2 separate regions of the Homo sapiens genome follow, and region 2 is linked to region 1. Evidence: chromatin loops called from intact Hi-C (ENCODE). Cell type or tissue: HCT116. All regions are shown on one strand. Links, peaks and the distances in the headings refer to the core of each region. The heading gives the core; the rest is flanking DNA.

Region 1 (15,606 bases), core at 3,033-11,032:
TCTGTGTTACTATGGAGAAAACCAGAGGAGAAATGGAGTAAGGTGGGCAACCTCACTAGTGCCCAGGGTCATCAAAGACCAGCGGAGACATTCCAAGCCCAGTAAGACACAAGAAATGGAAGTTTTCGTCTGTAAATTTAGTCTTTTCTCATGAGATAAATCTTTCTTCCCCAAGATGAAGGTAAAGAACGTATCCTTCTATGACGTAAGGTTTTAAATCATGTAGATCCCCCTTCAGATCCTGGCCCCGCCACTCACCAGCTAACAGTGCTGATAAAAGTCTTTAATCTGTATGAGCCTTAGTTTTTCTCATCTATAAAATAAAGAGAGTCCCGCCTTGAGAGGATTATATAAAATAATGTATGCAAATCACCTAACATGTGCATGTGACTGACACTCAAATCATCTGTATGGGAAATTTTGTCTAATAAATTATTAATATCCAGTGATTGTGTTTAAGAGACTGGGTTAAAAAGAGAAGCCAGTACTATTTCCCAAGAAGAATAGCAATGTCATTGACAAAATAATAGATAGATTTAAATATAGAGAGGTATGTATGAAAGCATTGCTGTAATTCACAAATGTGATATGCATTAACTGAGTGACCATAACATGTCTTCTACCCAGTCTCCACTGAACAGCAACTATTTGATAGGAGCTGTACATATGAACAAGCACCACATCCAGAGGACTTTCCATTTGGGGGTGACTTAGCAACATAGCGACCCTATAAGGCAGAATGTGGTAAGAGGCAAAGGGGCTGAACAATGAAACGCAGGAGCGCGTTGAGGAAGGAGAGATTAGTTCCAGATAGGAGGATTAGGAGAGGCTTTAGGTTGGAGCTGGCATTAAACCAAGGACTTGAAGCTAGGTAGAAATAAGAAGAAAGGGCATTCTGAGAGGAGGGAACAGTGTGAATGCAGGAAATGCAAGGTATGCCTGAGAAATGGTGAGAGGTACCGCCTGCCAGGAGTGAGGCTATATAGATGGGTTAGATCCTCCAAGGGCTCATTTGCCAGGAGAGTGGGACCTTTATCTTGTCAGCGGTGGACAGAACACAGTTGTGCTTGACTAATATCCCTCCAGAAGCACATGTGTGGATCAGAGGTGGGAAGACACCAAAAGCCAGGGACCAGCAGAGGCCTTTGCAGCAAAAGGAAAAATAACAGCCTGAAGCTGGTTTATGGGGATGCTTATGGGGGTGTGGATTCGTACTTATCAGGGCACTGTCATCGAGAGGACTGGCATTCTATTGAATGTGCGGGGTGAGGTAGAGGGAAGAGGTGTAGAGAACATTGAGAATCTGAACACTGGCAACTGCAACAGGCCAGAAATGTTATTCTGTAAACACTGAGATCAGAAGACAATTGGAAAGGTCAATGTATTCAATTTGGGACATCCTAAGTGTGAGGTTTTTGTTTAAGTATGGCATCTCAGCCAGTCACTTGTCAGATGCTACTGCTATATGCATTACTCAGAGCAGCAATTAAGCCCGGGGGCCTACCTTGAAAATTAGGATGTTTGCGGTCAAGTCAGAAAAACAGAAACGCATACAGGTCTCTTACACCAAAGGAACTTAATGCCACAAACTAACACAAAGATGATGTAAGAGCTGAGAAGCCCAACAAGAGATGCTGAGGCAACCTAAAGCTCAGAAGAGCATAAAGCTGATGCCTCCCCTAAGGCTAGAGGGACAATGAGTGGTGAAGGGCTCACCAGAGCCCAAAAGCTTAAGCCACCTAGCAGGAGTTAGCAGGAGTTAGGGCTAGACCCACAGAGCAAGAGGAGAAGGAGGTATTGCAAAACCTCTGTGCACAACAAAAAAGAGCTTCTCTCATTTTTCTCTCATGCACAAGGAGTGGGGCTTGTAGGCATGAAAAGTTTCTTGCAGAGGGAGGAAAGGTGCCTTGGAGAAGAGATGGAAGGAGAGCAAGTACTAGAGGATGACCCAGAGAGCTGGCAGCAGCATCCCAGGGCCTGGGATGAGAGCCTGGGACAGAGGGGAGAGTGAGTGCCTATAAGTTCTTAACCTCCCTACCCCAGAGGGCCATGGTAAGTCAGGGAAAGAAGAGGTGCCCACAGCTCCCCCTTCCTCTGTGTATCTCCTGAAATCAGTGCCCAACGGCATCCACAGTGTCAAAGCTGGATGGGTGGCTTCTGACCCCACATCCACACATGGTCCCATCCTCCCATGCACTCTCCACATTCCTGGGGCCACGGCACAGTAGAGTGACTTTGTCCTCATTTCGCCATTGTGCTTTTTGTCACTAAGGGAATCTGCCCCATTTATGTCCCTGCTACCCCATTCAAGGAGAACACCTGTGAGCTACGGTGCATCAGTGGTTTTGAAACGTTTGTGTATGACCTTTCTCTGATGCTTCTCTTTTTGTCTGTGTGGTTTGAAAAGTCCAGTGATTCTCTGGACTCTTATTAAAGCTTTTTCAGAGATATCCATTGAAGTGGGTTGGGGAGTTCCTGGAAAAATGATGATATTAAAAGGTCATATCCAGAGGGGACCACAAAGATCATCCAATCCAGTGTTTCCCAGATGTTCCCATGACCATCACCTGGGGCTTTTAATAGAATCTTAGATTCCCAGGCCTTACCCCAGGTCTACTGAATTGGATCCTCCAGATGATTCCTAAGATCATGCAAGTTGAGGGGACATTTATTTAATGCAAGTTGTTCATCTCAACAAGGAGGCCCAGAGAGTGAGGTGATCCAACACCTTCATCTCAACAGTGAGGCCAAAAGAGGTGAGGGGCTTCCCCCAAGAATTCACAGATTCTGTCTGGGAGAAATGGGATGAGAATCCAGGTGCCCACAGTCTGAGCCTAGTTTATCTTATAAAATATCCCAGGAGAGGAAAGTGCTATAGATGGTTAAATGCAAGGTTGATCGACCAAGACTTTTGGAGTTTTTTTTTTTTTCCCATCAGGCTTGATTTTCACTATATATTTATTCATTAAAAAAGAATAAAATAGCAATTTTTCAAATCTGTTTCTGTGTATACCTCAGAAAGCAGGCTGACCTGGATATATGTATATATATATGAACATACCCAGGCCCTACAGCTATCAAGTGGCAAGAAACTATTGGGTGAATGAATGAATGCCAGTATCCCAGGAACTGACTGGACTGCTGGTTTTCTGATCCAGAAAGTCATGGCCACATATATTTTCTGCTCAGAAGCAAGCCTTTCACCCTGGAGATTCTGAGTCTACAATGGCAGGAGTGCTGATTTGCTGTGCTTTCCAAACCAGCCCTGTGAAGGGAAGGATTTTTGTGTGGCTATTCTTCTTAAAAAACCTGTGAATGGTTCTTTTACCAGCATTTCCCGAGTATGGAAGTGTGGGCAAAGAGATTCTCAGAGTTAATTAACCACCCGCACCTCCCTCCTTCTTGTTTGCCCAGCTCATTCAAACACATAAATGCCACTACAAACAACCAGTAAATCTACAGAGGCTTGTTCTGGCTGTCAAACACAGCCATAAAAATAATATGCCCTCCAGCATGGGAGGGAAGGCAAGAAGGGAAGGCACTCACTAATTTTCAACAATCCCTCCTTAGAGACATAATCTTCAAATAAATATTTAACTTGCTCTGTCTTTGGTCTTAGATTATTTACAAATCAGGCTTTCAAGGCATTTAAAATGATCCTTCCTTGAGCTATTTGCACACCTACAGTTGCCCGGAGGTAGGAATGAGCCTTCCCGAGGCCGGAGGCTGGCCTCCTGCATTACCATACATGGCCTGCATGCCAGTTAGGAGCAGGCAGGCTCCAGGGCAGCTGGCAGCCTGTGCACTCTGTCAGGTTCATCGCCCTCCACCATGGTTAATACAGGGGATGGGCAGACCTGCCCACCTGCAGAACCTTGCCATCCAGTGCTCTTAGAGAGAAGTAGGACGCAGAATTTCAATCCTGCAGTCATTCAGAACACCAGGATTAAGAGAAGTAACTCCTGGGACTGAGGAGTTGGAAAAGAAACAGGGCAGGGAACTTGCTGTGAGAAAAAAGTTGAGATGAGGGTTCATGGGCAACTAGAAATGTGTTTGAGTTTGGCAGTGGAGGTAGAGATAAAAGATAATATGAATATATGGTAATACGAAGGGTCATACGAAGGCCTTCCAATCTTCTGATGACATCTTCCAAGAGTAACTGAAACTCTCAAGAGGTTAATAGGTTGTCCAAGGAAGGAAGGGATTTGAAGCCAAAAAAGTGTGAACCCCTATGTGTGAACCCACATGTATTCCTCCTTTTGGAGACATGGGAGCAGAGGTTGGGAAACCTTTTCTCTAAAAGGCCAAAAAGTACATATTTTCTGCTTTGTGTGCTATTTGGTCACTGAGGTAGCTACTCACCTCTGCCACTGCAGCAAGAATGCAGCCATGGAGAATATGTCAACAAATGAGCATGGCTGTGTTCCAATAAAACTTTACTTGCAAAAGCAGATGGCAGGTCAGATTTGGCCTATGAGCCACACTTTGCTGTTCCCTTCACTAGAATGTTAAAAGCTCCGAGAAGTCCTGCATTAAAGAAATCTTTTTTTTTAATTGTCTTGTTTATTTATTTTACAGAGAGTGTCACTATGTTGCCTAGGCTGGACTCTAACTCCTGGGCTCAAGCAATCCTCCTGCCTCAGCCTCTCAGGTAGCCTGGACTACAGGCATGTGCCACCATACTCATCAAGAAATCTTTAACTTCATCTAATCCATTTTTTTCCTCAATAATTTGGCCATAAAACCCTTCTTTATCCCCACATATTTATCGATATCATGTACTAAGCTAGTGTTCCACAGAACAATTTGGGAAACGGTATCCTGGGGAATGGACTGGGAAAGAAGAAAAGCTATAGGCAAAAGGTGTAATGCCTTGGTAAGCTGAATATCTAATGCTAGAGCTAAATCTTTGGTCAATTGAGAAAAAAATCATCCTCCACTTCTGAATGGGCAGAAAATAAGCAGCAGTAGGAAGAAAGTGATAATCAGCGACCAAAGCAAATTTCAGTGATAGAATCACAAATCTATAGCAGGCCTAAGGAGGCACATGGCACCAGCTGGGACACACAGGACAGGCACACAATCAACCAGGTTACAGGCTCACAGCCAACATGATTCTGACTGTCGCTCAAGCTCCTGGTGGTTCTCAAGGCTGCCCAGACTACAATGGAAAGCATATTAATCAGACAGGCTATTGCTTCAACCAACAATTTCAAACACAACAGACCTTATAAAGTTCCAAGAGGGGTTCCTGGTCAGTGGGAAGCTCTCATCCACACAGCAATTCAGGGACCCAGGCACTTTCTTTTTGTGGCCCTGCCATTCCCTAGGGTCTCAGAGTCCTCTGCTGCAACCTCTAACATCTGACCAGCCGTCAAGGAAGAGAGAGAGGGCCTGGAGGATGGGGCTGACAGCCTTTAGGGCCCAGACAGCTCTGTGAATACCTTCAGGGTCTGCACAAATTGCATTACAGCAGGGGGCCCAAGGCAAGAGCTTTTGCTTCCCTGAGAACTTCAAGCATAAATATATAGGCTCTATAGGTTTGCACACTGAGTCTAACTTGATCTTCATTTTAATTTCCATTTGCCATGAGTTCCTTTTATTCAGTTTATTCTCTTTTAGTGTCTCAATTAAGCTATTCTGTATCTTTTTTTTTTTTTGGCATGGGGAGAAATAATTAAATAAAATGTAACGTTAAGTTAAATTTCAAGGGGGAAAAAGAAAAGAAATGCCCATTGCTGTGGAGATCATTGGGAAGAAAGCAGAGTAGAGCTTCCTGAAAGCTTCGTGACCCTTTTTCTTTTTGGGACAGGGGTCAAGCGTGAGTGGCTGTCTCCAGGTTAGACTCCCAGTGTACCCACTCCACAGGACGTGCAGCATCAACGCTGCATCAGTCCAGAGGCTGACCCAGAGAGAGGAATCCAGAGCTCCGCCCCTTCTTTCAATCATCTCGCTGCAGGCACTGACCTCCTTCACAAATAGCTGTGCCCTCTTTGCATGAGTCTGGGGGGATTCTGAACCACAGCCAAGGGGAGATGGAGGCCATCTTAAGGTGGGCCAGATCCCACCCCCACGGGCAAGAGCGCCACCTTGTGGTCCCTGATGTCCAGCCGCTCACGTTTGACCCAAGCTGGAGCCGACAAGCACAGGCTGAACAAGCCCAGCCGGCAAACACTAAATTCTAACTAGGAAAAAATGGTGGGGAGGGAGGAGGAGAAATGAATTTAAGTTAGAAAAAATTCTTGAATACCAGCTGATATCTTTCCGAGGAGTCTTACAGACACATTGGAGGGCACAAACTTATGTGTTTCTTTCGATATTTCTAACCTACTGCTAATATTTTTTTCATCAGGGAAACATTTCGTCTTGTAAAAGCTGGATGTCATGAACTGTGGTTTTAGAAAACAAACTAGAGACAATTGGAAGGCCACACATACTTAAAACTGCACGCCCTCTCACCGCAAACGAAGTCATATATTACTGCACCCCCCTCCTCCCCCACATAGGGTCCTTTCAGAATGTCAATCATAACATTGAATTTGCCTCCCGTAAGTTCTCCATTATTGCCGCATTTCACATAAAATGATGACTAGGAAATGATAAGAATAATTCATACATATACATATTTATATGTATGCACATACATATATGCATACATATTACATATGTATGTGATATAAGTACATACTACAAATACGTTCCCAAATTACAAATATATTCTCATTTAATCTTCACAGCAACCCTGTGAGTCAGGCATGGCAGAAATTCCTCCCGTTTTGCAGATGAGGAGGCCAAAGTCAGCGGGGTGAATAGGTCGTGTTGAGCCAGGGAGCCTCAGAGCAGGACCTGGACACAGATCAGCCGAATCTCCTCCCCTGCCTGCTGCCTCCGATAACAAGAGTGGAGAGTAACAGCCTGCTAGGTGTCAGCAGCATTCACTTCGTATATTATGCTTATCCCCACTTAGGTCCACAGCCACACTTCCAGTGTAAGTTATTCTTATCTCCTAGTCACTGCTTTCAGGGAATGGGAAGAAAGAAACCAGAACACAGAGATGGCTGAGCTGTAAGCTTCCCAGCAGCCAAGGGCAGGAGGCCGGTCCATGGGTTCAAAGCTGTGTGAGACACACCAGAGCAGACATGGATCAAGTTGCCTTCCCTGTAGTTCTCTATCTGTCCCTAATATCCCCTCCTGACATCAGATCTAACCACCCACAACTGTGATGTCAGGGACCTGACACTTTAAGTACAAATCAAACACATACACATTTCAAAAACTGTAAGAGAACTGAGGCAATGATCTGCTTACTTAGATAAAACATTTTTGACTTCCAGAATATATGGATCACTTCAGAGGATGCAGTGTTTTACCCCGAATCCATTAAAATGCCAGACCCTCATTCCTTTCCTTCTGCACATTTGACACGAGGAGAGTCCTGGTGGGCGAACGAGGAAAGTGCTGGGTGAATGCACCGCGCACTGTACACAGGCATTTCCAGCCATAGCAGGTGCCTGGTGACCTATTCTCACATCAGTTTATGCCAGGGAAACCTGATTCTCATGCCTCTGTCACATTCCACCAAGTGACTTAGTGTCTCCTGGTAGAAAGCTCCACTCCTAAATCTCACAAAGTGAAAAAGATCAGTGTTCTCTACAGAATTCTAGAGGTGTCTGTGAACTCAAAGGCATCTGATAGATAAACCCAAGATCTATGACTTTCTCTAAAATTATGGCTGCTCCTACCTTTCTTCTAGAAGCATTACTCTTTTCTTAGGAAATGGTAGTAGACTGCCATAACAAAATACCACTAGCTGGGTGGCTTACACAACTAAAATTTATTTTCTCACAGTTCTAGAGGCTGGAAGTCCAAGATCAAGCTGCCAGCAGGGTTGGTATCAGTAGAGAGCTCTCTCCCTGGCTTGCAGATAACCATCTTCTCACTGTGACTTTATATGGCCTTTCCACTGTGCTCCTGGAAGAAAGAGAAAAATCTCTCTCTGCCTCTGCTTATAAAGCCACTAATCCCATCAAGAGGTCCCCACCCTCGTGAGCTCATCTAACCCTAATTACCTCCCAAAGGGTTCACCTCCAGATACCATCACATTGGGGGTTGGGACTTCAACATATGAATTGGTGGGGTTGGGGGAGACATAAATATTTAGTCTGTAACAGAAATTATCATGTTTACAATGTCGAGAAAAGACAAGTATTTTTTAAAATGTTCCATGACTCTTGCTCCACATGCATGATCAAAGCAAATTTATGTAAAGTGTATTCCTTGAAGGAAAGGAAAAAAGGAATGTACAAAAAAAAAAACCACAGAGAAATTAGGACTGGAAATTAGGATTTCTCTCTGGGGCCTCCCAGAGAATTTTACAGACTACCATGCCTTATATATTCCCATGCTAGATCTCCTCCAAGTATTTCTCAAGTGCAATAGCCAACATTGAGAGCCAACATCATCCTCCTTGTGGAACTGGGTACCCTTTGAATGGTCAATTACTGAGAAACAAGATCATCACCCAGACCAAAAAGACAATGAAATAAGGCTGGAAATACAGAATGTTGGTTTATACGTTGAGTCAGTGACTGCATGGAAGCCACAAGACAGGCTGTGATCTCCCTCCCATGTTCTTGATGTCCTTGTCACACCCTGTTATGGGCTGAACTGTGTTCTCCCAAGATTTATACATTGAAGTCCTAACCTGAATCTCTCAGAATGTGACTGTATTTGGAGAAAGGGCCCTTAAAGATGTGATCAAGTTAAAATGAGGCTGTTAGAGTGGGCCCTAATCCAATATGACTGATGTCCTTACCAGAGATGCTAGAACAGAGATGAAAGGCCATGTGAGGACAGTGTAGAGGCAGTGCAAGCCAGGGAGAGATGCCTCAGGAGAAACCACACCTGCTGACACTGTGATCTTGGATTTCCAGCCTCCAGAATAACCACACCTGCACACACCTTGCTGTTGGACTTCCAGCCTCTCACTGCCTCCAGTGAGAGGCAGTGCAAGCCAGGGAGAGAGGCCTCGGGAGAAACCACACCTGCTGACACCTTGATCTTGGACTTCCAGCCTCCAGAACAATGAGAAAATAAATTTCTGTTGTGTAAGCCTCACAGCCCATGGTATGTTGTTATGGCAGCCCTGGCAGATTAATACACACCTTATTAAGCCTTAGAGCAGGAGAAGGGAATGATTTCACCTTGAAATGAGAAGGTTTGGGGTTTAAGTCAGGCTTTGCCACTAAGTCAAAAAAGTTAGGATTACCAGGAGTCACTTTGTCATTGTGAGGCTCTTTCTAGCATTCTGCATGGGTCTACTGACTTTTTATTACGGAACAGATACAGCCCCAGCCCTGTACAGCATGGCCTGCCATGGCCACGAGGCCTTCATGCAGCAGCATCACAAGCTACAAGTACATTGCCTGGGACTTGAGATATGATAGGGGGAAAGAAAATCTGCATTCTCAAGTGGCAGGAATTAATGAGCTGAGAAGCAGTGATGTGGGTTGTGTCACTCTCCCTAATTGGGTCTAGTTGAGGGCAGGGATAATTTTTGCCTAGAAACCTTTGTGATTCTGAATGCTCAGGTATTCACTCCACCCCACACCCCTTCTTCTCACACACACCTCTCTCCCTGGAGTTGCTCTGGCTTGGAATTCCGCCAAACTCCCACCCGACTCCCAATTAAATATATCATGCAAGGTCTGGCCTGATGGAGAAAGCCCTCACTTGCTAAGGGGCTTAAATCACTTGACATGTGCATGCCAATTTTCTCCTCCATATCACGTTTACTGATTAGCCTTTTCTTTGTCCCTTTTTAAGAAAATGACTGTGACTCATTATTTTTAAAGAAGCCTCGATGGGGTTTGGCTAAGATACAAAACAATATTTCTACCAAAGGCAAAGAACATGGATTCTTCCAAGGGATAAAAGGAGGAGCCACCTAAAGCCACCTAAGTCAAGGTGAACTAATACTACTCCATGTGCCCAGTATCCCTCCATGTGTCCCCACTCCTGGCCAGGCAACTGCCAGCGTGCACATGAATTCAAAGCACTCTCATTGTCAGAGAAGCTACGGCTTTCCTCTTGTCTTGTCTTTTCTTGCTTGCTAATTAACATTGCAACCTAAGTAAGTGTGTCTTATGTGTAGAAAGAGAAAAAAAACAACAGTGACCCCATAAAGTGATAGTGTTGAGTCAGATCTTTCTAAACCCTACCTTTTTCAACCAAAAGATCCTTGAATAATAGATTGGAAATCACCAGAGAGCAGCAGAGGGGGGACAGGGGTAGGGGGCGGGGAATAAAAGCTTTTGAATAATGAGAAAATTTCCAAGCAACCCTTAGTTTATAAGTGACACCTGTTTCAGTCCGAAACTAGGTCATTGAGTTTAAATTTCCAATCAATAATAAAGGGATTTTATTTTTAAGATCACACATAAGCAGAGAGCATTCTTATTTGGAGGAGTGGCTCAGAAAACTTCCCAGAACAGCGTAAGTCCATAAAATAATAAGTAGAAAGATAAATATCTAGACTAAAAGGCAGTAAAACAATACTGGGTCTTAAAAGAGAAAATCTGCCGGGACCAGTGGCTCACACCTGTAATCCCAGCACTTTGGGAGGCTGAGGTGGGTGGATCACTTGAGGCCAGGAGTTCAAGACCAGTCTGGCCAACATGGTGAAACTCTGTCTCTATTAAAAATACAAAAATTAGCCAGGTGTGGTGGCATGTGCCTGTAATCCCAGCTACTTGGGAGGTTGAGGTGGGAGAATCGCTTGAACCCGGGAGGCAGAGGTTGCAGTGAGCAGAGATGGTGGCACTGTACTCCAGCCTGGGCAACAGAGTGAGATCCTGTCTCAAAAAAAAAAAAAAAAAAAAGGTAGAAAATCTACTCTGTATTTAAAAAAAAAAAACCTAAATGTTGTGCAATTTGAGGCAGAGACTGGCAACTCCAATAGTGTTAAGAGCTCTGGGGCCGGCCAGATGTGGGCCAAATGGTGAGGCTCATGGAAAAGCAGCAGAATACAGGGCCAGGACACAGTGGACAGGGTTATGACCAGGTCCAAGTCAGACAGGACTCTGGCCACTCCTGGAGAAGGCGCCCCTGTCCCCGAGAACATCACCCAGGAGTCACACACACACATGCAGGATGTGCCATTCCTTCCCGAGTCTGAGCCACAGTTCACTTCAGTGGGTTTGGGGGAGTTTCCTGGGATCTCTGATGAGAGCCATACTGAGTGGGAGCACTGTCAGTCCCATGTAAAGGGGGCAAGCAGCCTTCATCTATGTCCTCTATAAACACGTGAGTAAAGACAGACTTAAGAAACAAGACACAAAGACCCTCCAAAGATCTGTGACCTCCAAAGACCTCCTTTCGGATTGGATTTTCCAAAGAGAGAGTAATGAGCAGATAATCCTCTATCCAGCTTGGAGCCCACTTAGAATTACAATAAATCATAATCACCTTCGCTACCCAGGGAATGGTCCTCGGCTCCTTGATGTATGACAATCTAATCCACGATGTTCTATAACTGAATCTAGGTGGCCTCCTCCCCAGTTAACGATTCACTCCACAAAGAGCATCTTCCGCAGAGACCTGGACCAACAACAAAAAAATTAATTTCAATGAAGTGACACTAAAGCATCTGAGAGGATTAATAAAAATATTACCTAGAGACAAACCAATTTGAGAAACAAGGGTTACATCAAGCAAAGCACATAGCACCTGTCAACAGTATTCTTTTCCTTTATTATTTTTAAATAGCTCTGAGTTACCCCAGGAGGACTTGTGAGTGCCCTCCCCAGAGGTGTTGAAAAGAACCCGGTTTAGTTGTGCATTTACTTGTGTTTACTGGATTTCATGCAAATTAGGGGTGAGGAGAGACTAAATGTTTTCTTTTGATCCTTCCTATGTTTGCCTCTAGGCATAATATTTTGGACACTTTTCTGAGTTTGCTTCAATTTTCACCCACTCCTTTCCCCATAGATTTTGTCTCCTTGCCTTTTGTTTTGTTTGGTTTTGTTTTTGATGGGGTTTCACTCTGTCTCCCAGCCTGGAGTATAGGGGTGCCATATGCCTCACAGCCTCGACCTCCTGGGCTTAAGGGATTCTCCCACCTCAGCCTCCTGAGTAGCTGGAACCACAGGCATGCACCACCACACCTGGCTATATTTTTAAATTTTTTGTAGAGATGGGGTCTCCCTATGTTGCCCAGGTTGGTCTCCAACTCCTGGGCTCAAGCGATCCTCCTGCCTCAGCTTCCCAAAGTGCTGGGATTCCAGGCATAAGCAAGGGCACCAGGCTCTTTCCTTGATTTTTATAACTACTTTCCTATAAATAAGAAACAGCTCCACGGCAGTTCATTTGCCTAGTCAATTCTTCCTCTCAGGCTTCTTGATATTTGGGTTGGCAAAGAATAAAAATATAAAGCTCCCAAACCTGTAAGGGATTCTAAAAGTCTAAAATTCCCTGAAACAACAGAGGCACAATAGTTTCCCACTTGATAATGTGACCTTCGTCGCCTTCTACAGCCCTGGAATAGAGGAATGAGGCAGCAGGTCTATGTTGTGGCACCAGAAGGAAGGATGGATAAGATCTGCTGCATTTCCCAGTTACAGGCAGCTGATGGGGAGCAGAGCTGGTCAGCTGGTCATATTCAGTAGCTCTTCGTGTTTCATGAAAATGTGTAGAACCCTTAAACACTACTCTAAAAATAGGCCTATCCCTTGACTTCATCATGGTAAAGACCATAAATGAATCTTAGTCTACCAACTCAGATAAAGAGGAAACAGCACATGTCCACTTCTTTTAAATCCACTTAAATTAGCCTAAAGAGAGAATTCAGTCTTAGCCATTATCAGGCACCCTTCCCTCCTTAAGGGCACAATTGTTCATAAAACTCATGCAATGTCTAGACAATGGAAAGGGAAGTTCTTCCAGCCATTCATTGCTACATAACAAAATATCCCAAAAGTGCAGTGGCATAAAACAGAAAAGACTCATATTATTATTATTATCATTATTATTATTTTGGGAGACAGGGTCCCATTGTTTCACCCAGGCTGGGGATCAGTGGTGCAATCATAGCTCACTGCAACTTCAAATAAAAGACTCATATAGGCCGGGCACAATGGCTCACGCCTGTAATCCCAGCGCTTTGGGAGGCTGAGGCAGGTGGATCACCTGAGGTCAGGAGTTTGAGACCAACCTGGCCAACATACTGAAACCTCATCTCTACTAAAAATACAAAACTTAGCCAGGCCTGGTGGTGGGCGCCTGTAATTCTAGCTACTTAGGAGGCTGAGGCACGAGAATCTCTTGAACCCAGGAGGCGGAGGTTGCAGTGAGCCAAGATCGCATTACTGCACTCCAGCCTGGACAACAGAGTGAGACTTTGTGTCAAAAAAAAAAAAAAAAGACTCATATGAGTCCATTTGTATGGAATTTCTAGAAAAGAAGGAACTGCAGAGTCAGAAAGCAGATCTGAAGTTGTCTGGGATTGGGATTAGGAGAGGAAACTAATGACAAAAAGCACAATGAAATTTTTGGGTTGATGGACATGTCTTAAAATACCTTGATAAAGCTCATTTAAAAAAAAATTAGTGGCATAAGACAACAACCATTTCAGTACAATCATGAATGCTGTGGTTAGGAATTCAGTTGGGGAACCCTGTGCATGCTTGTCTCTGTTCCACAATGTCTGGGGACTCAGATGGGAAGAAGAAGAGCGAGAGGCTGGAATCATCTGGAAGCTGTTCAGGATGGCTGCAAAACTGAGCCTGGCCAATGCTGTCGACTGGAGTGCTTACACACGGCCTGTCCACCGAGCTTGGGTTTCTTACAGCATAGCAGCCAGCTGGGTCCTGGAATGGAGCACCCCTGGAAGGAGTGCCCAGAGAACTTACTTGCCAAAGACCAAAACTGACATAGTTAGGCTCTGTGTCCCTACCCAAATCTCATCTTGAATTATAATCCCCATATTCCCCATAATCCCCATGTGTCAAGGGAAAGACCACGTGGAGGTAATTGAATCATGGGGGCTTTTTCCCCCATACTGTTCTCTTGATAGTGAGTGAGTTCTCATGAGATCTGATGGATTTATAAGAGGCTCTTCCCCCTTCACCAGGCACTTCTTCCTGCTGCCTTGTGAAGAAGGTGCCTTGCTTCCCCTTTGCATGATTGTAAGTTTCCTGAGGCCTCCCTAGCCATGCTGAACTGTAAGTCAATTAAATCTATTTTCTTTATAAATTACCGAGTCTCGGGCAGTTCTTTATAGCAGTATGAAAATGGACTAATACAAAAGCAGAAGCTGCACGACTTCAGGTTACAAGCCAATCTCTAGGCCAGCCCAGATGCAAGGGGAGAGAAACTAGACCTCACCCCTCTATAGAGTGTGGCAGGGCCACATCAAAGAAGGGCATGTAGGATGGAAGATATTGTGGAGTCCACCTCTGGCAAACAGAATCTGCTACCAGACCCTATTCTTCTCACTGTCACAAGCCCCAAGGTCTCCCTGTGGGTGAACAGGCTTTTCTTTTTCAAGGGGTAACAGAGACCATTTACAAAGAGAAATCCTCATGCTAAAGTCCTGCCTTCCCAACAGCACCAGAAAGCCTTTTGCCTCCTGAGGTCTTGCTGAGACATTTCACTTTATAGGCACAAGTCCCATCACTTGAGAAACTGCTGGCCTCTGACCACACCTCTGATTTAGAAACTGCACCTTGCTGCTGCTGTCACTGTTCAGCTCTCCAATGCACTCGTCCCCCTTCCCATTCCCTCAAGGACACCTCAGGAAATGTCTTCAATGGGCTTTACATTTCATAAAATACAAAAAGAGGAGGCTCTCAAACAGCAGCATTGATTATGGGTTCTGTAAAATCTCTAAAGCTGGGGAAAGAGAGATAGAGAGATTGGGTGAGATGGAGAGAGAACCTGTCATTTTTTTTCCAACTGGGGAAGGCAAGTGACAGAACAGATCACACATCAATTTTCCAGTAAATCATTCTAGCTCAATTGCCGAGTGTACACGTGTGCACAAGCGTGCATGCACGAGATTTATAAAAGGCTCTGCAGTAACTTGCATGCATTTTTCAAATAAAAGTACTGCTTAGAAGCAGAATGTAATAAATAAGGAGGAGGGGAGGAGCTGGTTTCACCTAGAGAAGAAATATTTAATTTTTTGTAATTTTTTGGATAGTTAATGCCATATTTCATACTTGTGGGAGATAACACTCTAAATTTTTTTAATCCACAAATACTTTCAACATAACCCATCAATGACAGTTTAGAGATCATTTTTAAACAAACTCACTATCATATATATATATATATATATATATATATATATATATATATATATATATTTATTTATTTATTTTTTGAGACAGAGTCTTGCTCTGTCACCTAGGCTGGAGTGGAGTGCAATGATGTGATCTTGGCTCACGGCAACTTCTGCCTCCCAGGTTCAAGTGCTTCTCCTGCCTCAGCCTCCCAAGTAGCTGGGATTACAGGTGCCCACCACCATGCCCAGCTAATTTTTTGTATTTTTAGTAGACACGGGGTTGGTCACCATGTTGGTCAGTCTGGTCTCGAACTCCTGACCTT
Region 2 (15,606 bases), core at 3,621-11,620, 360 kb before region 1:
ATTCATCACAGTACCTCCCACAGCTCATGGCAGCACGTTGGGCTCTACCTAGGACTTTTGCCATGAAGAAGGAATGAAACAAATGCAGCAGCTCCCTATAGTTGGGTGCAGGTCACATGATGTATGACTTGGTCAGCTTGAGCCAATGACACAGAGTTATGTGGCCTTTGCCTGCTCACGAACCTTCAATAGCTCTCTCTGACCAAGAAATCAAGCCCAAAATCTTTAATCTGTGTAGAAAAAGATGATATTTGCAGTCTTTCTGCAAGGCAGTAGGTTAGGCTCTGAGAATACAAACATGAGCGACTCAATCTTTGTGTTAGGGAGCAGTGCTAGTGCCAGAGGGCCTAGGAATGTTACCTATTAGAGATTGATGGGAAAGAACCCAGATCATCTGGGTTTTTCATCTGAGAAAAAAAAAATCATAAATGCTCACAACGGTGTGATATGGACTATTGTCTTAAGTATTTCTAAGGAAACGCGAATATTCAGTTAACAAAGTTTCCATCCAACATGAAGGTAGAGAGTGGAAAGATAGACAACAGGGACTGGAAAGAGTGAGTGGGGGCAGGGATAAGATGAAGAGAAGTGGATTAAAAGGTACAAACATAGAATAAGACAGAAGAAATAAATTCAATGTTTGATAGCAGAATAGGGTGACTATACTTAACAAAAATGTATTGTACTTGGGTGGTAGACATCCTAAACACCCTGACTTGATCACTATGCCTTATATACATGTAACAAAACTTTTCATGTACCCCTAACAAATTAACAAACAAAACAAAACAACCCAAAGGTTCCAACTAGTTTTATAATTTCAAGATATTTCCACTCACATTGTGAAGACTTTCTTGATCACCCTGCCTTCTCATAGTCTAGTTCTTTATCTTTCAAATTTCTAGAACAATGGTCATCTGTGTGCCTTTACTGGCATAGGACACAGTAAGGTGTAGGGTTCATTATGTTTTCTGTATAAATGCACCAGCTCCCAATCTTGATTCTAAGCTTGGTCAAGCCCTAGATTCTTCTCCTGTGATGAAACATGACTCAATCCCAACATAAACATCTATGAACACCTTGCCACCTCACAGTCCCTTGTCAAGTGAGTACTTCATTCTTAGTAGGCCTTTTGGGACTTAAATTAGTCAATATGTGAAGTTTCCATGTTTCTTGGTTTCTGCAGTGGTGATAATGTTTGGTTAGCAATATCCCAGTGTACTTTATTGCTCTGCAAGAAATTCCCTCAGGCCTGTAGAAGAACATCCTTATGCTGTATGTCAGACAAGAGTTATTTTAGTTACCTGAACTGAGATACCACTGTCTGCTGAGTAAACATTCTGTTCAGGGGTTAATGTGTTCTCTCTGAACCATTGCTCCAGGAATTTGGAAGATGGATAACTAGACTATCAGAAGGTAGGGTGATCAAGAAAGTCTTTGTGATGTGGGTGGCAATATTTTGAAATCATAGAATTAAATTGAGCCTTTGGATTTGGGGAGGGTTTTGGGGGTGTTTTATTTGTGCAAATGTATGGGGTACATGAAATTTTTGCTACATTTATATACTGGGTGGGGTCTCTCCAGTTTATGTTTTATGTTGTATGTGAAGCTACTGTGACAAGTAGAAAGAAGGAAATAATGAATTTGAGTAAAAATTAATAACAAAGAAAACGAATGTACAAATAACACATTTACGAATAAACAAGTATGCCATAAAGAGACTTGAGAATACCAAATGTAAGTTATTGAAAAAGGAAAGTAAAATTGACAAACCTGAGGTATGACAGAACAAAAATAATGGTCTAAAAAATAGATTGAACCTTCAGTCTTTGCAAAAATGGAAGATCGGGAACAAGATCTCAGGATCAACCTGAAGCAAACAAAACAGAAAAAAATATGTGAAATAATGGTTTTCAATACACTGGACATCAGCAATGAAACACAGTGATCTATGAGAGAAAAGAAAATAAATCAGGTAAGGCAGGGTTGTTTCACAGTTCTGCCTTACAAGAGATTCCAGGCCATGACCTGGGGTTGGAGATCACAGTAGAGTCACCAAGTTGAGGAGTCAAAGCTAAAAATCTGAATAGATGAAAGTGGCTGGAGTTTACTGGGAAGCATACTAGAGAGGGCATCTGCACACAGAGATCTGTAGAGATTTTCCTTTATTTATTCAACAGAGCAGTAATCAGAGCATGTTTGTGAAGAAACTGCCCAAAGTTGGGGAAAGAACTTCCCTAAAGACTTGGAAGGAGCAGTGTCTGGAACTCACATAAGGCAGGTAATGGTGCCTGTACTCACCATTAAACTACAAAAAAATGTAATTCACCTAGCATTGGGTAGAGTATTTAGAAGGGATTTAGCTCAGTAGTTTGAATAATTAGCACTAGACTGAACACTGTTCTGGTCCTTTTTAACAAATCTTAAAATCCAGACCTAAAAGGATCAAACTGTCTGCAAATAACACAATTGTATTCCAGAAAAAAAGCTCAAGATATTCAAAAGAAAGCAAAAAGTATCCAGAGCTCAACAAGGTAAAATCCACAATGTCTAGCATCCAATAAAAAATTATCAGGCATTTAAAGAAGCAGGAAAATATGAACCATAGTGAGAAGGAAAAAAATCAAACAATCAAAATATTAAACATTGCAAAAGGAAAGACTGGTGAGTTAAAGACATCGCAAGATAAACTATCTAAAGTAAAACGCAGAAGAAAAAATGACTCAAAACAAGAGAAAATAACAAAAACAACAGAGCATCATTGATGTGTGGAACAACATCAAATGACCTAATATACCCGTAATTGAAATTTCCAAAGAGGGGAAAGATGAGACAATGACTTTTTAAAGAAATAATGGCTAAACCTTTTTCAAGTAGATAAAAAGCTATAAATTCACAGATTGAAGAATCTCAATGAACTTCAAGCCGAAGGAACATGAAGAAAACCACACCAAATTATAATGTAGTAAAATTACTCAAAGTCTGTAAAAAGAGAAAATCTTAAAGATTTTTCTTCCTCTGGAAATAATGCCAGCAAGAAGACAATGGAGTAGCATTCTTAAAATACTGAAAGAAAAAAAAGTCAACATAGAATTTCATACCTAACAAAAAATATTTTCAAAAATAAAAAAAGTTTTTTAAGTATACCAAAGCTGAAAAAATTCATCACCAGCACCTTCGGGCAGAAGGAAAACGATAGCAGGTGGAAATATGGATCTACACAAAGAAATGAACAACACTAGAAATTATAACTACGTGGTTAGCATATATTTTTATTATTTATTATTAAGTCTAAATAAATATTGTTTAAACAAAAATATTACAAAATCATGTAGAGTTTATAACATGTAGAAGCAAAATAGATGACAAGAATCGCACAATTACTGGAGGAAAATGAAAGTATACTACAATAAAGTTTTTATACTATGTGTTAAATAATATAATATGACTAGAACATAGAATGTGATAAGTTGAAGATGTTTACTATAAACCCTAAAGCAACCACTAAATTAGCAAAATAAAGTTATAGCTAATAAGCAAACAAAGAAGATGAAATAGAATTTTAAAATACTTGATATAAAAAAAGGCAAAAAAAGAGTTTTTTTGAAACAAAGAACAAATGGGACAATTAGATATTCAATACCAAAGTGGTAGATTTGAACTTAATACATATTAATAATCACAGTAAATGTAAATGATCTAAATACATTAATTAAAAAGCAAAGATCATCAGATTGGATAAAAAAGATCCAAATATATGCTGCATACAAGATATAGTAACATAATATAATATAAATCATATATGTAATGTCAATATAAAGATACATTGGGTTAAAAGAAGAAGGATGGAAAAAAGATATAGCAAGCTAACACTAACTGAAAGTAGAAATAGATAATTTCAGCTAGAAATTTCTAACTGAAAGTAATAATAGACAAATCCATGATTATAACTGGAAATATTGACACCTTTCACTAATTGATAGAGTGAGTAGAAAGAAAGTCAGTAATAATATAAAAGACTTGAACAACACTGTCAACTAACTTGACCTAATTCACAGTTACAGAACATCCCACTCAACAATAGCAGAAAACACATGATTTTTAAGTGTGCCACGAATGATTACCAAGATAAACCATACTCTGTGCCTTATAACAAGTCTCAATATACATAAAAGAATGCAAGTCATACAAAGTATTATCTCTGACCACAATGGAATTAAATTTAAAACAGGTAACAGAAAAATATCTAGAGAAAAAAATGGATACAAAGGGGGAACATAACTTCACATTCTGCTGAGATTTAAATAATAAGGGGTTATTAATACAACTTTAATCTGACTTGAAGATGTAAACGAAAAGTAGAAGTTTCTGGAAAAATAAGCTGTATTACAAAAATAAAATAATGATTTAAAAAATCAGTATTTTATCTTCCTCCAAAAGGTCTAGAATTAAGTGCCTTTGTAGTGAATTCTGCCAAGTATTTAAGGAGCAATTAATTTCAATAATACATAAATTATTCCAGCTGGTGAAAAGAGGAAACTGTCTTCAACTCACTTTATAAGTATTATATAATCCTTGTACCAACCAGGCAAGGACAGTATAGGAAAGCAAAGGCATCAGCCAATCATACTAAATTCATTAATGTTTGTAGAAGATATCATGACCAAGTTAACTCAGAAATGTAAGGCTGGCTTAACACTCAAAAAAATCAAAGTAAAGGAAAAACTACAGTAACAAAAAGCAGATCCATGGTTTACTGGGGCTGGAGAGAAGGTGAGTATTAACTGCAAAGGGGCCTGATAAACTTTTTGTGGTGATGGAAAAGTTCTAAACCTGTTTATTGTGTTATTCGCATACATTTACCAAAACTTACTGGACTGGATACTCTAATAGGGTAAATTTTATTATATATAAATTATGCCTCAATAAACCTGATTTTAAAATATCAAAATAATAAATCTTTATACTAATTTTTAATAATCATGTGATCATCTCAATAGAAATGCAATGGAGAAATTTTGATAAAATTTAACATTGATCTATAATAAAATCTCTTAATAAACTAGAAATGAAACAAATCTCTTAACCTCATAAAGACTCTCTACAGAAAACTTACAACAAACATACCCAATTATGAAAGGCTGATGCAAGAGCAAAGACCAAAGGCCAGAGTAGTGCCAATACTGGAAATCATAGAGAGTGCAGCAAGGCATAGAAAAAAATTAAACCTGTAAAGATTGTGGAAAAGAAATAAAATTATCTTTATGATGAGTTATAACACAATTGCATAGAAAATCCAGTAGAATAGGCCAGGGCGCAGTGGCTCACGCCTGTAATGCCAGCAGTTTGGGAAGCCAAAGCAGTCGGATCACCTGAGGTCAGGAGTTTGAGACCAGCCTGGCCAACATGGTGAAACTCTGTCTCTACTAAAAATACCAAAAATTAGCTGGGCATGGTGGTGGGAGCCTGTAATCCCAGCTACTCAGGAGGCTGAGACAGGAGAATTGCTTGAACCCGGGAGCCGGAGGTTGCAGTGAGCTGAGATCATGCCACTGCACTCCAGCCTGGGCAACAAGAGCGAAACTCCGTCTCCAGGAGAAAAAAAAAAAAAGAAAATCAAATTGAATAAATAAACTCTTAGACATTCTAAGAGATTTTAACAGGTTTACTGAATACAAATCTACATTTTAAAAATCCATTAAAGTTTTCTATGTGAAATAGTTAAAAATGTATATATTTTTAAAAATACCATTTATAACAGCATCAAAAATATTAAATACCTAGATATGAATCTAAACAAAAGATAAGGCCTCTAAAAAGACAATTATAAAATGTTATTGGAAGAAGCCATAAATTGGTGAAAAAATAGATCATATTCATAGATTGGAAGTTACAATACAAGAAAAAACTGCAAACTTGCCCAAATTGATTTAAGGATAAAAAATTTTGCCTTTTATTTTTTCGTACCTGACAAGTTAACTGAAAAATGTAGGTGGAAGCACAAATGAACGAGAATATCCAAAACACCCCTGGATTTAAAAACAAAAGAAACAGGGTTGGGAGTGGGTATTTGCCTAATTAGATACCAAGAATTACTACAAAATTATATAATTAAGACAGTTGAGTATCATTGGAGAAAAAATGCATATCAATCAAATGCATATAATTTTCATATCATAAATCAAATGAAAATTTGATTTATGACAGAGCTAGCATTATAGTTCAATGAAAGAGAGAATAGGCTTTTCAACAAATCATGTTAAAACAATTGGTTGCCTAAAAGAACCTAGCCAAATGCCACCATGTTGACTTCTCAGGCAGAGCTTGAAAGGTGAAAGACCCCACTGCTGAAAAGTAAAGAAAATGGGAATCAATCCAAATGTCACCCAAGGCCTGGCATGTAGCACACGTCAATACCTAGTATTATTATTATTACTTTATTATTTCCCAGCCGTCCTAAATCTTAATAGCCATTCTTCCATTGAGTTTTTCAGTTCCACACTCTGCTTCACCTCTGTAGATGGGACCTGTTTTCCTTCTGAGAAGGGATTGTCACCAGGTTATCACCCCCACACCTAGGATACCTTTGCATAGTATCTGAAGCTGGATTATTTGGGCTCAATTTGTAGTTCTACCACATAGCAGTGTGTTGCCTTGAACAAATTACTTAAATTCTTGGGGTCTCAGTTTCTTCATCTGTAAAATAAGGATAATAATAGGATTTGTCTCAGGATTATAATGAGGGTTAAATAAGTTAATACTTGTATAGTGCTTAGAACAGTGTCTGGTACACAGTAAGCTCTATGTAGATTTTACTTTTTATCACTAATAACAAATTGATTAACTTTATTAACATACAATTTTAATATTATGTCTCATCACTCTAGAGATAGTCTCCCTTAGAAATGGAGAACTGTATGACAGGTTTTTCTATGGAGTACTACTGTGTATTTGGATTCTTAAAAATGCAAAGATATAACGTAGAATAATTGATTTGAGCTTTGTTTTCATGAGTTTTACTTCTCTCTCTGCTCCTTCATTTCTAATTTTTTTATTATTGTTCAGTACAAGTATGATAAAAATTATCCACATCTGTTATTTATCTTTCCATCCTGGGGCAAGGCAAATGTGTATAGTTCCCCCCAGGATAACACGAACCATATGGAGCCTATGGAATTATATGTATTATCAGTTTATAAATTCAGACTTTGCCAAAGACTGTCCACAAGCAGCCCAGAGTTCTGGGGTGCAAGAGTTTGCACTGGGATGTTTATATTCAGCAAACATATTGGTGTAAAACATGCTTGCAGCTGGTGCCTCCTCAGAGAGAGGGGGCTTGACGGTGCTTTGCTGCACATTAGGATCGCCTCAGAAACTTTAAAAAATATCAGTGCTGAGGCCATACTCCATACCAATTAAAATAGAATCTGTTGGGTAGGATCAGTGGTATCAGTATTTTTGGTTTTCCAAATTCTCCAGGTGATTCCATTGTGTAGACAAGCTTGAGAACACCAAAAGCTTTAGAAAAGAAGATTTTGCATCTTTTTGGCCCCTATAGGAACATGCCTAGGAACACAAACACACCCTCATTTGGAACCAGTTTTTGCCATCTCCAGTATACGATGCACACACCTGGGTAGAAATTTCATCTTGCTCAAATCCCAATTAGCATCCCTGAAGTACTATACCTCAAGAATATCCTTCTTAACAACAGCAAGCACTGATTTGACTAGACTAAAGATGATTTAATCTAGCCGTATTGAGAGGGAGAAAGAAAAGAGAGAGAGAGTAAAGAAACACAATCCCCATCCATCCAATTTTCAAGTCAATTGCTACTCATTCAACAAATTACATCCTGGGCTTAACACAAATTCTGTATCTGTTACCCTTAATCACATGCAGTTGTTCCTCAAACAGAGACCAGAAGGTGGCAACCAAGGTAAGCTCCTTACATCAGCTGGCTCCAATTCAGTGTCCTGGAAAGATTCATGCAGAATTGTGGGTCACTTTTCAGAGGACGGTCCACTGGATGCCACTCTTAAGGCCATTTGCTTTGATTTCCTATGAGCAATTTCACTTTCATGAAAATCTCTGGGTCCTGCAATTCCTTATGATGGTCTCAGTGCCTACAGAATCCTTTCCCAAGTTTTCCTCTTGTTGCAGAGAAACAATGAGGCATTTAAGTTACTAGCAAGAGCTGTGTTGCCATCAAGAATTGAATTCCTCATTTTGTTTTCTTAAATATTAAATAGAAGTAATATTTCAGCCGGGTGTGATGACTCATGCCTATAATCGCAGCCCTTTAGGAGGCTGAGGCAGGTGGATCACCTGAGGTCAGGAGTTCGAGGCCAGCCTGGCCAACATGGTCAAAGTCCCTCTCTACCAAAAATACAAAAATTAGCTGGGCATGGTGGTGGGCACCTGTAATCCCAGCTGCTCGGGAGGCTGAGGCAGGAGTATCGCTTGAACCTGGGAGGCGGAGGTTGCAGTGAGCTGAGATCGTATCACTGCACTCTAGCCTGGGTGACAAAAGCGAAACTCCATCTCAAAAAAAAAAAAAATAGAAATAATATTTCAAACAATAATTTTCCTTTGTATGTTAAGTTGCTTTGCTGTATAGAACCTGTTCCTGACTGCTTTAGGTAAATGATTTTAGTGATTACAGATTATCTGTAAAATGAGTAATTATTTAATAACATGATCTCCAAGGCTATTTCTAGTCCTTAAATCTAAAATGATCTGAATTTGAGCATTTAGAGGTGGTAGTGTAGTTGAAAGACAGACAAAAGTTCAAGTACCAATTTCACTACATATTTTGGACAAGTTACTTATTTTTTCTGGGCCTCAATTCCTACACCTCTAAACAAGGAGCTGATTATGGTATTTGCCTCCTACGTCTGGAAAGTCAGGTAGCAAAGCATGGGTTCTAGAGTTAGGCTGCATGGCTTGAACCACAGTCCAAGCAGACTCAGCTATGTCACTTTGAACAAGGTATGTAACATCCTTCTACTTCATTTCCTTCACCTGTAAAATTGGAATATGACAATGAATATTTCATAAGGGAATCATGAAATGATGTAAGTTAATGGATATTGAATTTAGCACAAAACCTGTGTTAAATAACAAACATTTAAAAATAACTATTGCTATCATCACCATGTCATCAGTGTAAAATAAGATTGCACAGATAAAGTACAGATGCTAGAGACGTGCACACTATCATCCTCCTTGTCTTCCCCTCCCCTTATTTCCATAAGATTCTCCAGCTGCAACATCTTCCTAACATGTTAGATTTAACCTGTGGGATCCCTGAGGATATGGAAAATTGGCTCATTTTTCACTCTCTAATGCTATTCCCTGTACTCAGTAAACACTCAGGGAATGAATAAATGAATGAATAAAAATGTTCGCGAATTAAGTGAGAGATGTGATAAACTGGGAAGTGATGATGAAGTGAGAGTCCTTAGAGAAGCCTCAGAGTAGAGATGTGAAATTATTTATACAGAGGGAGGAGGGGAAAAATTAATGGATAATAACAGAAGTTCTTAAGGAGCATGTGAGAAAGAAATTAAACTTCCCCATCTATGAATATGCCTAATGGAGTCAAAAGTTATATGTAGCATTAAGCCCATCCTCGTACTTCACCAGCAGTGTGGCTATCAGGGGCTTTCAGGGACGTTCTGTGGGAGATCAAAGCTGCCTTCCATGATGTCAACACAGAAGCTTAAATGTTCAGTTTATATACTTGTGACTAAATAATACACATCTAGATAGAGGAAAACTAAGAAAGTCACTATGGGTTCTAAATGACAAGTGTGGAAAGCACACATCTATCCTTCACTTTCAGATCCCCTTTGAACTGCCACACCAAAACAAAAACAAAGAAGAATACCTGTGCAAGGGACTATTTAAGAATGTCATACGTATACTAAAAATCTTAAGCACGCATCTATCCTTCACTTTCAGATCCCCTTTGAACTGTCACACCAATACAAAAACAAAGAAGAAATACCTGTGCAAGGGACTATTTAAGAATGTCATACGTATACTAAAAATCTTGAGGAATTTCTGTGAGATGTCTGGGAAACAGGGCAGATTGAGGAAAAAGTCTGCCAATCACAGTTCACTGCATGAGAAGGTGCCATTTTCTCAGCAGAATCTCACCAACTTCTAAGTGCCAGAGCTAAGGTCAGTCTATAACACAGCATTTGTAGGAAAAGTTTGATCCTAGCAGGCACTGAAGGTCACTTGGAGTAAGGACCCCATGAACACACTCACTCCCAATTATCCTGATGTCTGAAAGTAGGATCAGGCAATAAGCAGGGAATTTGAAGAGGCAGTTATGCCAAGGGGAGGTGGGAGTCTCAGAACCAGCTGGGAAACCAGTGACAAACAGGAAAAAAGAACTCTTTGGAACCCAGGTGACACTGCCTCTAGCTCTGACTCCTTCCTTATTTCTTTTCATTTTCTGAAATTTTGTGTTAGTGAAATAAAATTACAGAAAATCTAATCTTTTCCCTTCTCTCTTTACCTACACCACTCAATGCCTTAAAAATATTTCTTAGTTTTCCAAAAAGGTAAAATACAAAATTTTCTTTCTGCAGGAATGAGCAAATGGACACAAAGTGCCAGGCACAGAAATTAAAAATGTCTTCTAAAGGTTTTAAGGAATCAGAAACAATATCCTCTCAAGAAACAGAATTATTATGTGAAATATGTCTGGAAATAAACTTAAGAAAGTCTGGAATTAATATTCTTGATAGGATTTAGAAAACTATTAAATAAGCAGTCAGGCGAGAGGGAAATGCAACTTGAGATAAGAATATAATTGTGTAATTTGAAACCCTAGTAATGGCAGGGAGAGGCTGAGAACATATTGCAGCAAAGAGAAACAGTGATGCCCAAGTTAACTTTCAGAAAAAGAAAAATACATGTTATATTTGCTTTTACTTGCATGAAAAAAACTGTGGAAGGTACACAAAATACAATAAAGGTAATTAAATATTGTTGGTAGTAACAGTGGTAATGGGCAGATGGGAGTGGAATGGGAGAGAAACTTCCACCTAAAAAAGAAACTTGTGTAAAAGAACCTTATATGCCTGATCTCTGCTACAAGTTTGCTATTTTAAATTACTGATATTAGTGGTATCACAGAATATTTGTTCTTCTGTGTCTGGCTTATTTTGTTTGATATAATGTCTCTCAGCTTCATCCATGTGGCAAATGACAGGATTTCCTTCTTTTTTAAGCATTAAGCCAACCCCCTTTTTAAGGCTGAATAATATTCCATTGTATGTATGTATCACATTTTCTTTGTCTATTTATCTGTTCATGGACATTTAAGTTGTTTCTGTGTCTTTGCTATTGTAAATAATACCATAATGAATATGAGTGTGCAGACAGCTCTTGGAGAATTTGGTTTCAGTTTTGCAGGGTATATACCAAGAAGAGGGATTGCTGGATCATCTGGTAGTTCTTTTTTTAAGTTTTTGAGGAACTGCTCTGTTTTCCACTGTGGCTATATCAATTTATAGTTCCAGAAAAAGGTGTACAAGAGTTTCCTTTTCCCTATTTTTTTGATAATAGCCATCCAAAAGGTGTGAGGTATTACTTCATTGTGGTTTTAATTTGCATTTCCCTTATAATTAATAATATTGAGTACTTTTTTATATATTTGTTTAAGATTATTTATGTTTTTTTACAAAGTGTCTATTTGGGTCTTCTGCCCATTTTAAAAGTCAGATTGTTTTTCTGCTATTGAGTTGTAGAACTAACTCATATATTTTAAATATTAACTTTTAATCAGATGTATGATTTGCAAATATTTTCTCCCATTCCACAGGTTGCCTCTTCATTCTGTTGTTTCCTTTGCTGTGCAGCAGCTTTTTAGGTTGATGTAGTCCCATTTATTTATTTTTGCTTTTGTTGCCTGTGCTTTTGGTGTCATATTCAGGAAATTATTACTAAGGTCAATATGAAGAATCTAGAAATTTGTATTTATTTAACTTTTGAACAAAGTTAATGTGTTACATATTCAAAAAATAAATAAAAACCATGAAAATTTCTATTTTAAAACATGCTATTTAAAAAGGTAATGCCAGAAGAAAAGATAATACTTTAAAGTGACTTCTGAAGAGAATAAATACAAGTAATATATGAGAATCTGCCATTTTTTTCAAAAGCTTTTAGCTTTTGACTTGTAAAACTGTGCATATGTGTTTTTACATCAAAAACACAAAATTAAAAACTTCTCCAAGAAATTGAAGAAAAAAGATTATAGAGTTAGTGAGAAAGAGAGCTATATATATTACCAAAAGGAGAAAACAAAACAGAGAGTGAGAAAGTAATCAAAGTTATAATAGAAAAAAAATGTATTGAACTAAAAGCAGGGGTGTCCAATCTTTTGGCTTCCCTGGACCATACTGGAAGAAGAATTGTCTTGGGCCATACATAAAATACACTAATACTAATGATAGCTGATAAACTAAAAAAAAAAAAAAGGGCCAAAAAATCATTTATGTTGGGCTGCATTTGAAGCTGTCCTGTGGGCTGCAGGTTGGACAAATTTGAACTAAAGCATTTGTGTTGTTAAAGCAAATAGGCTCACTGAATATGAGGCAAAATAAATAAAGACAGACATGGAGACAAATCCTTTGGAAACATATTTTTGAGAGGATATAGCAAAAGATTTCATACTGGCAAAAGATTCTCCTCTACAATACTAAATCGTAGCTATTGCTTTTTCCTGTTTCCATCTTCAGCACCAGAATATCTTTCTTTTTTTTTTTGAATGGAGTCTCGTTCTGTCTCCCAGGCTGAGTGCAGTGGCGCGTTCTCACCTCACTGCAACCTCTGTCTCCTTGGTTCAGGCAATTCTCCTGCTTTAGCCTCCCGTGTAGCTGGGACTAAAGGCATGTGCCACCACACCCAGCTAATTATTTTGTATTTTTAGTAGAGACGGAGTTTCACCATGTTGCTCAGGCTCATCTTGAACTCTTGACCTCAAATGATCTGCCCGCCTCAGCCTCCCAAAGTGCTGGGATTACAGGCTTGAGCCACCGCACCCGGCCAGCACCAGCAATATCTTAATGGCAAGCATTTATGGTTGCTAAGATCCAGGCACAGTGCTTAGGGTTTGCATGTGATTTTTCCTTGAATCTTCAGGACCATGCCATGAGATGGGAATTTAAGTATCAGAAATGCTAAATAACTTACTCAAGGACGCAAAGCCAAGAGCTGAACTGATGCATTCTGACTAGATGATCAATATTCCTTATCACTGAACTCTATAGGAATAAAAAAATAAGGTTGTAGTTTACAACCCCAACTGCAAATTAGAATCTCCTAGAAAGATTTTTAAAATCTTGCTTCACTAATGGTGAGTCTGGCTTAACTTGTCTGAGGAAAGAGTGTGGATATTAAATTTATCGAATAACATTTAAATTCTAGTGTGAAGCCAAATTTGACAGCCACTACATCAGAGCAAAACCTAGAGAGTTTTGAGGATAAAAAATGTGCTCTAAGCAGGATTAAAGTAAGGTGAATGAAGTCCTGAGGTGCAAAATTTTAATGAACACCCAAAAATTCAGTAATCAGGAGAAACAATATTTACTGCAATTTTTAAAAATAAGAATTAAATGAAATGTAATGAATTATAATTCATGCTGGATGAAATACTAAAATTTTAAATTGGGGAGATCTGATGTTGCACCTGTATGACTCACCCCACCCTAATCTTGCCTTGTCAAACTCTATTTCAAATTTTTATATTTTGTCTATCATAGATTTTAGCATAATTTTTATTTTTTAAAATACTTCATTAAAGTATTCTGTCTCTTGATATTTTAGGTTTGTGTTTGTTTGATTTTGGCTTTCTGACATGAAGAATAGGGAAAAGTACATCCACTCCATCTTTCTGGGTGTCCTAAGAGTTTTACATCTAATGAAACAGTCAAGTGAAAGCAAGTGAAAGTCATCCTCAGAAATTAAAGTCTTCAAGTAGAGTTTCACATATATACTCTTCTTTCAAACATTGCTCAAAGGGCCAAGCATGGTGACTCACACCTGTAATCTAATCTCAGCACTTTGGGAGGCCAACATGAGTGGATCACTTGAGGCCAGGAGTTCGAGACCAGCCTGGCCAACACAGCGAAACCCCATCTCTACTAAAAATAAAAATTAGCCGGTTATGGTTGTGCGTGCCTATAATACCAACTACTTGGGAGACTGAGGCAGGAGAATCGGTTGAACCGGGAAGGCAGAAGTTTCAGTGAGCCAAGATCGTGCCATTGCACTCCAGCCTGGGTAACAGAGTGAGACTCTGTCTCAAAGAAACAAAACAAAACAAAAGAAACAAAAAAAATTGTTCAAAGAAATACTATAACATATTCAAGAATGAGGAAGGCGTAGTATTTTCATCAAAGATGAACAATGAAATCAGAAAACTACAAATAAGTCTAAATAATTATTGTTAATGTGAATATTAAGCATAATGCAAATATCAACAATAAGTCTTAAAATAGAAGACATATACTATAAAAAAATACTGTGTATCTAAAATTCTAATATATAAAAAATTGAAAAGAAATATAGAAAAAGCAGAAATAAAAATATATTAAATGTATTACCTTTCAGAGAGGAAATGGAGCGATTCTACTTTGTTCTTTGCAATTTGCTTTTTTCAAGTGAAACTCACGTAATGTAAAATTAGCCATCTTACAGTGAACAATTCAGTGGCATTTAGTACATTGAGAATATTGTGCAACCACCACTTCTATCTAATTCTAAAACATTTCATCACCCCAAAAGGAAACCCTATACCCATTAAGCAATTGTCCTATTCTCCTTTCTCCCAGCCCTTGGTAACCATCAATCTGAATTCTATCTCTATGGATTTACTCATTCTGAACATTTCATGTAAATGGAATTATGCCATACTTTTGTGTCTGGCTTCCTTTACTTAGCAGAATGTTTTCAAGGTTTTTCATGTTGTAGCACACATCGGTAAAACATTATTTTTATGATTGAATAAAATTCCATTGTATGCATAACGACATTTTATTCATCCATTCATTGATGGACAATTGGGCTGTTTTTACCCTTTGAGTATTGTTAATAGTGCTGCTATGATCATGTGTGTACATGTATTTCTTTGAGTCTCCATTTTCCAATTCTTAGAATAAAACATAGGAATCTTGGATTTAACAATGATTCTTAGATGTGATACTAAAAGCACAAGCAAAAAAGAAGATGAATAAATGGACTTAATAAAAAATAAAAACTTTTGTGCATCAAAGGACATTGTCAAGAAAGTGAAAAGACAACCCACAGAATGGGAGAAAATATTTGCAAATTATGATTTGATAAGGGTCTAGTATCCAAAATACATACAGAACTCTTACAATTCAACAGCAAAAAAAAAAAACACCCAATTTTTTAAATGGCAAATGACTTGAAGAAACACTTCTTCAAATAAGCTATACAAGCAGCCAACAAGCACTTGAAAAGATGCTCAACATCATTAGTCATTAAGGAAATACAAATCAAAACCACAATGAGGTACCCCTTCACACCCACTAGGATAGCTATTAACCAAAAAGGAAAATA

The links. Peaks named below come from ENCODE experiments on the same cell type or tissue, not always from the same donor. Only the 100,000 strongest peaks of a DNase experiment are listed, where the experiment ranks them.
Region 2: it touches region 1 in a loop (3-fold over the local background); 2 of 110 quality-filtered maps call a loop at or near these places.

Annotation. Positions count from the first base shown.
Region 1 is chr9:86,628,129-86,643,734 of GRCh38, reverse strand. No RefSeq gene overlaps it. Among named protein-coding and RNA genes, the nearest start is that of LINC02834, 72 kb to the left of the region's middle. RefSeq lists an enhancer at 3,776-4,276. In HCT116, for the core only: CTCF peaks have their summits at 3,777 and 6,089 (motif pointing left); a DNase peak (open chromatin) is centred at 6,083; H3K27me3 peaks cover 1,664 bases.
Region 2 is chr9:86,989,684-87,005,289 of GRCh38, reverse strand. It overlaps GAS1RR (GAS1 adjacent regulatory RNA), which reads right to left. Exons shown (of 7, transcript NR_049794.1): 6 at 7,887-7,976; 7 at 3,257-6,696. Among named protein-coding and RNA genes, the nearest start is that of LINC02893, 45 kb to the left of the region's middle. In HCT116, for the core only: no CTCF peak of the experiment used is centred there; a DNase peak (open chromatin) is centred at 7,919; H3K27me3 peaks cover 761 bases.